Linked DNA regions of Mus musculus: region 2 is linked to region 1. The links are chromatin contacts, found by POLR2A ChIA-PET in ENCODE. All regions are on one chromosome and are shown on one strand. The core of a region is the stretch at or near the end of the contact, and the rest is flanking DNA. Distances in the headings are between cores, read along the strand shown. Region 1 holds the start of Mrps18a (mitochondrial ribosomal protein S18A). Region 2 holds the start of Mad2l1bp (MAD2L1 binding protein).

What was found. ChIA-PET counts read pairs that join two places held with the same protein, here RNA polymerase II (POLR2A).
Region 2: POLR2A ChIA-PET joins it to region 1 with 15 read pairs in Patski. The contact joins the promoter of Mad2l1bp here to the promoter of Mrps18a in region 1. POLR2A ChIA-PET finds 5 or more read pairs at or near these places in 3 of 5 experiments (Patski and embryonic stem cell).

What each region holds. Positions count from the first base shown.
Region 1 is chr17:46,109,375-46,113,081 of GRCm38, reverse strand. It overlaps Mrps18a (mitochondrial ribosomal protein S18A), which reads right to left and starts at 2,078. Exons shown (of 6, transcript NM_026768.3): 1 at 1,953-2,078. The coding sequence starts at 2,064.
Region 2 is chr17:46,151,781-46,155,487 of GRCm38, reverse strand. It overlaps Mad2l1bp (MAD2L1 binding protein), which reads left to right and starts at 1,937. Exons shown (of 3, transcript NM_025649.3): 1 at 1,937-2,045; 2 at 2,447-2,709. The coding sequence starts at 1,991.

The sequences.
Region 1 (3,707 bases), core at 829-3,328:
CATCCTCACTAGAGCAACACAAATCAGCTGTATATATGCCTTTCCTAAAGGGAGGGTGCTTCAAGGTTCACTTATCCAAAAGAATATAAAACACGACAGCGCTTTCATGTAAAGGCATATCTTCAATTCAATTCACTTCACTTCAGTATTTAGCCTTTGGTCCAGGCTCTCTAAACAGTGGCTGACAGAGTGGAGAGCTGCAATCAGGTATTTGTAGAGGATGACTCTAAAGACTGATTAGATGGTTCATCAGTCCACAAACTCTTCAGTTAAGAAGCCCTTACTCAGGAGGAAGAAGTAGGTGGATCTTTGTGAGTTTAAGGCCAGCTTGATCTACATAGCAAGTTCTAGGTCAGTTTGGTGAGACCTTGCCTCAAAAAACAAAACAAAAGAAGCTTTATGCTGCATTTCATAAGGGATATGCAATTTGGAGCTGTTAGTATCTGACAGGTCAGTTACCCTCAAAAACATTATGAGCTTAAGCCCCATGTTGCAGCCTGGGGACAGTTGAAACACTGTATCCGAGTCCACTCTGCCATCCACAAGATCTCACTGGTGACCTTCTTGATGAGTTAATCTGACACACACACACACACACACACACACACACAAATGCCCCCTTAATTATCTCTTGATTCCCCTGAACTGAATCCCTTATTGGCCACTCTTTCTTCTTTTTTCCTTCTTCTTCTTCCTCCTCATCCTTCTTCCTTCTTTCTCCTTCTCCTTCTTCTATCTTCAAGACAGGTTATCTCTATGTAGCCCTAACTGTCCTAGAACTCTCCTAGAACTCGCTCTGTAGGCCAGGCTGGCCTTGAACTTAATCTGCCTGCCTCTGTCTCCTGGGATTAAAGGGGTGCTACCACTGCCCAGTTTATCTATCTGCCATTCTTTTTTTTTTTTTTTTTTTTTTTTGGTTTTTCGAGACAAGGTTTCTCTGTATAGCCCTGGTTGTCAACTCACTCTGTAGACCAGGCTGGCCTCAAACTCAGAAATCTGCCTGCCTCTGCCTCCCGAGTGCTGGGATTAAAGTTGTGAGCCACCACGCCCAACTTATTTCTCAGTTTTAACTAATATTCCCTGGTTGGCCAATTTTAAAGACAAGTCCCTTCCCGCATCATTTCTTTATCTACATCACTTATCCTTTCCTGCTTCTCACAGAATACAGAAAAGACTATATCCAGAAAGACCTTTTCACTCTGCCAAACTCCATCCTTTTACGAGCCTGTTCAAGAGCATCCTCTTTATGAAAATTTCAAACTGACTTTGCTATTTCTGGTTACAGAATCTTACTGTACTTTTTCATGCAAACGGATAACTTCCGTTTATTGGTGGGGATGTATACATAGCTCGTTAGAACCCAAGGAAGCCGTGCTTTTTCCCTTTACAGTCCTTTTACAGCTAGACTCACAGCGTTTGACCTTCAGTAAGGTCTCAGATGATGCTAGAATCTGGTTACCTTTCCAGATTTAATATTAATGAAATGCAGACCTAACATTTAGCAAGTCTTAGTTGTTCAACTGCCATTGCACTTTGGCTGCTATCTTACAAGTCCGTAGCTTAGGCAGAGAAAGTGACCATTTAATCACACATTTTTCAGAGAAGAATTGATAAGGTGGGCTTGGCGGCATGCTTTAACCAAGGAGGAGGCGATTTGGAAAATGATGGGAGAATTAACACTCAGCCTTTATAGCTTTTCTGAACTCTGAGACATTCTTCTCTTTGATCTTTAAACGACCAGGTCTTTCTCTCAGTTCTCCTTGACTTTCGGAAGACACTGAGAACCGGGAGGTGAAGCCACCCCGCCAGCGTCTGTAAAGCCTTTAAGCGGCCCGCGGGGGATCGCACCTCCCGGGTCTCAGAGTCGCTGAGAGGGAGGGGCACATCGCGGCTGGCTGAAGTGTCACGACGCTCTCCTCAAGTCCCGGGGGTCGCTGGGTCCTGGGACTCACCTTCTCTCAACCCGCGAGCTGGAAGCCATAACCAGCCAGTGGCAGCGGGGCCTGCCAGGAACGCTTGGAGCTGCCGCCCGCAGCCTGACACCAGAGCCCTGAGGGCCGCCATCTTGGAACGCACCTGACCGCGTGTGCACTTCCGCTTCCGGAGCAGGGGTGTGCGCAGCCGCTGTGCGGCGGGAGGGTTTCTCGTGGTCACCGATCCCTTCTGTTTCTGTCACCTCCTCTGTCTGTAAATTACACGCCACCCGGTTTCCTTAGTTTTTCTTCCTGCTGGGCAGCTTTTGTGACTGAGGCTAGACCTGTCAGGACAGATTGGGATGGTAAGGACTCTGGCCCTCAGCATCAGAGGTGGAATACAGTTGACCACCCCTCCCACCTGCCGATCTTTGTTGCTAATACACACTTTCTTTTCTTTTCTAAAAGATTTATTTATTTAGTTAGTTAGCTAGTTATTTAATGTATATGAGTACACTGTAGCTGTACAGATGGTTGTGAGCCATCATTGCTTGCTCTCCTGCCCAAAGATATTATTATATCTAATTACACTGTAGCTGTCTTCAGACACCCCAGAAGAGGGCGTCAGATCTCATTACAGATGGTTGTGAGCCACCATGTGGTTGCTGGGATTTGAACTCAGGACCTTCGGAAGAGTGGTTGGTGCTCTTAACCGCTGAGCCATCTCTCCAGCCCCTTATACACACTTTCAATCTTTGTGTTTATATACACTTCCCTGATTTCTTGCAGGGTTTGGAATTATAGAATGCTTTGGTCAGGAGACAGGATTCCTACAAATGACTTTGGTCAGTCCGCCAGTGCAGAGAGGAATGCGAAGCTGGGCCACCCTAGTCACCCTTGTGGCTGCATCCTGGGAAGCCCAGGGCATCCCTAGTTCTTTATGAATGGAAACAACACCGCTCCCCCCTCCCCCCCTATAAAGAGTCACTGCCAGCGTTTCCCACATTGGCACCTCTTTTGTCCTTCACTGTTTTGGAATGAACAGACCTCTCTGCGGAGAAAAGGCTTTAGCCTCTTTTTCGGTCTTCTGTCTCCCTACACTGCCTAAGAGATCTAACATTTGGTGTCAAAGCCCGGGTTGCTGCACCACCATTATGCTAGGTTATTTAAAGGCAGCTGTAGAGAGACAGAAAGAGAGGCTCAGTTTGTCCTTAGCAGGGACAATGCTTATTCTCAGCAAGGGAAGATGGGCAACAGCCCCTTACAGGAGTAGAAATGACTTCGTAGTCTGAAAGGGAAGCTGAGAGATGTGGCCTTTCAGCTGGAAACAATCAGTTAGCCCATGCATCATAAAAGGGAGCTCACTCAGTTGGGGGTGATGTAGTGGATTCTGACCCATTAAGTTCTTCCCATGGATGTACACCTTGTGTGAGCATCCATGGGCGGTCATGCCTGATCTCTCCCCCTACAGAGACCCTGACGAGACATAGAAGAAAGAGCACGCAGCCAATGAAAAGGCTGTGGAAAGGAGGAACTGAAGGATGTATGGGTCACCCTGGCTCCTGGGTTCACTGCTGCTCCACCAGAGGTGGCAGACTGAGGGGTGTGCATGTCCTCCTTGTGCCTGTCCAGCAGTTTCCTACTGAAGGCTGGAGAGCCCGGCCAGCACTGGGTTCCCACTGCTCAGGCCACTGAATGGGCTGGAACTGAACTGAGTGTTTCTGGGCTGTTCTGCTTAAATCAAATGGCAAGAAGCTAGAGGAAAAAGACAGTTTCTAAAACGAACGAACGAAT
Region 2 (3,707 bases), core at 688-3,187, 43 kb before region 1:
GTCTGACTACCGTATGCTATAAATTGTATCGTTTTATAGTGCATACAAATTTTCTATTTTTTTTAAATAAATTTTATTTTATATATATGATGAGTAGCCGTCTTCAGACACACCAGGAGAGGACATCAGATCCTGTTGCAGATGGTTGTGAGCCACCATGTGGTTGCTGGGAACTGAACTCAGGACCTCTGGAAGAGCAGTCAGTGCTCTTAACTGCTGAGCTATCTCTCCGGCCCCAAACTTTTAGAGAAGCCTAATGGCTCAGTAATAGAAAACAAAGGCTTAGTAGGTTCTTGTTTCTTGGGAGTAAATATCAAGTCAGTATATATTTCTACAAGTACATCTATTTTATTAGTATGCAAATTTGATTTGGTCTTTAGTTAGTGATAAAATTGTATGTATGTTGAAAAAAAAATTTTAGGAATCCATTTGCGTGTTTGTTAGTCACTTGGGGTAGGCTGGGGTTTCATTTTTTGTAATGCTGGGAATCAAGCTCAGGATTCATGTACTCTATAAACTGATCCCGTGTCTCCAGTCATGTCAATAGCCAAGTTTAAAATGAACTTCTTTGCCCTGCAGTGGTGGCGCTCGCCTTTAATCTCAGCATTTGGGAGGCAGAGACAGGCATATTTCTGAGTTCGAGGCCAGCCTGGTCTACAGAATGAGTTCTGGACAGCCAGGGCTACACAGAGAAACCCTGTCTTGAAAAACAACAGCAACAACAAAGAACTTATTTATTATCGTTACATGTTTGACCTTATAAACCCCCCCCCTTTTTTTTTTTTGACACAGGGACTCTCAGTATAGCCCTGGATATCCTGGAATTCACTCTGTAGACCAGGCTGGCCTCAAACTCTAGATCTACCTGCCTCTGCCTCCCCAGTGCTGGGATTAAAGCTGATATGACCATACCCAGCCATAACATGTTAATGTACTCGCGTCACTTCCCCATTTGTGTTTGTGAGTGAGCCTGTTACATAGTGGTGTAGAGGGACTCTAGTCTCTCCTTTCACTTTGTGGGTCCTGTTTGAACTCAGGTCATCGAGCTTGGCAGCAAGCTTCCTTATGTCTGTGGCATCTCCCAGGATTCCTTCCTGCCCTACTTTGAAAAAGCTTATTCATCCCCCTATGTGAGATCAAGTTCAAACTTCACTTGGGAATTCCTGTCATGACCTTGATGCCGTTTATCTATTACCACCTTAACAATTCAGGTAGGCCTGGAACTCAGGAACTCTGCCTCCTGAGTGCTGGGATTAAAGGCGTGCACCGCCACTGTCCTGCTAAAAACCTTAACTCTTTATAGTATTATAAGGGTCTATGACGGGCGTGGTGGTGCACGCCTTTAATCCCAGCATTTGGGAGGCAGAGGCAGGTGGATTTCTGAGTTCGAGGCCATCCTGGTCTACAAAGTGAGTTCCAGGACAGCCAGGACTATACAGAGAAACCCTGTCTGGAAAAACCAAAAGAAAAAAAAAAAAGGGTCTATGATTTGCTCAAGAAAGATAACCCAGACTCAAACAGTATGTAAACACAAAGAGTGTTTTATTCTGCAGAAGTCCAACATGCTGGAGTCTCCCATTACCAAGATAGAGAGACCCCGAAGTGAGTTCAAAGGCTGGATTTAAAGCACTATTAAGCGAATTCCAGGGAGGGGTAGGTGAACTTCTAGTTTACTTAATCTTGGCTCTATCTCTAAGGACATTCCAGAATGGGGGGTTGGGGGCGGGGTGGGTGCTGGAAACTATTGCTGAGAAAAAAAAAAAAAAAAAATGAAGGCATCCCCAGCCCCAGGGGACGACTGGGTCGCCTAAGTGGGAGGGGCCAAGAGCTCCCCGGCTTGGGTGTGGTTCAAGTCATCTCCAACCTCCACCATTCAGCGGCTGCGCTGAGTCCCTTCTGGCTGGTAAGAGCCGGAAGTGGAGCTTAAGCTTCCCATGATTCTTTGCGGGGCGTCTATTTTAACCGCAGGACGACTAGGCTGGCAGTCGCGATGGCTGCGTCCGGTGAGGAGGATATGTCCGAACTGTCCCCTGCTGCTGCCCCAAGTAAGGCGTGGGATCCATAACTTGGGGACTCGTTTCTTCCCTGCTGCTACCTCCCCAGATGCATTTAGTGGCTGACGTTTCCTCCGTCGTTCCTTTCTGTCCTTGTTCCTGGTGTCCCAGTCCGCCCTATCTCTGCAAGTCACTCCCTCGCCCTTAAGTGGAATTGTTTTTCCTGCCCTGTCCCCTTGGGTGTTCTGCCCCTGATATTTCATACCGAAACATTAGTCTCAGTCTTCTAAAGCCCCCTTTCCTGTCCCTGATGTCACTTAAATCGTCCCCGGCCAGTATCAGGTTTCCTGTCACCTATGGGAGTGTCTGCTGATGGAGCCTCTGGGAACGCTAAGACTAACGCTGACTTTGACAACCCCTCCCCTTTCTTTACCTTTTCACTTATGGACTAGATTTGGATTGGTATGAGAAGCCGGAAGAAACTCATGCTCCTGAAGTAGATCTTGAGACTGTCATCCCGCCAGCCCAGGAACCTTCCAATCCTGCGGAGCCCTTTTGCCCAAGAGACCTGGTGCCGGTGGTGTTTCCCGGGCCTGTGAGCCAGGAAGACTGCTGCCAGTTTACTTGTGAACTTCTCAAGCATATCCTGTACCAGCGCCATCAGCTCCCTCTGCCCTATGAACAGCTGAAGCACTTCTACCGGAAAGTTCCCCAGGTATGTGCAGGCTTTCTGAGAAAATTGGTGGGAAGACTTTGTGGCTCATAGATGATGGGGAAGTAGAAAAGTGACCTAAGATGTCTTCAGCCTCCCTGCAAGTCTAGGCTTTTGCAGAGCCTTCCTTGCCTCATTTTCTCTGCACTTGGGTCTCTCCCTTTTTTCTCTTGTTCTTTTTCTGAGACTCTTCCTATTACCGGTTGTATGAGGATATTATTAGTTCTTTTTGGAGCTGTACTGATGGTTGTGAGCCATCATGTGATTCCTGGGAATCAAACTCAGGACATTTTCTGCCCGCTCCGGCCCTGCTCACTCTGGCACAAGGGTTTGTTTGTTTGTTTATGGTTTTCTTTGAGACAGGGTTTCTCTGTATAGCCCTGGCTGTCCTAGAACTCACTTTGTACACCAGGCTGGCCTTGAACTCAGAAATCCGCCTGCCTCTGCCTCCCAAGTGCTGGGATTAAAGGCGTGTGCTTATTTATTATATGTAGGTACACTGTAGCTGTCTTCAGACACTCCAGAAGAGGGAGTCAGATCTCATTAGGGATGGTTGTGAGCCACCATGTGGTTGCTGAGATTTGAACTCAGGACCTTTGGAAGAGCAGCAGTTAGTGCTCTTAACTGCTGAGCCATCTCTCCAGCACATGAGTTTGATCTTCTTTAATTAATTTTTTTTTTTCGAGACAGGGTTTCCCTGTATAGCCCTGGCTGTCGTGGAACTCACTTTGTAGACCAGGCTGGCCTCGAACTCAGAAATCTGCCTGCCTCTGCCTCCGCCTCCCAAGTGCTGGGATTAAAGGCGTGTGCCACCACTGCCCAGCTAACTTTTTTTTTTCCAAAACAAGATTTCACTATGTAGTTTAGGCTGGTCTCTGAGACCTGGCTACCTCAACTTCCCCTAGGGACTTATGGCGCTGCAGGTGTGCTATACCACTTCTGGCCTTTCCTTAGTCTTCATGGTCTCCATCTGCCTCTCTCTGTCTCTTGTCTGTCTGTCT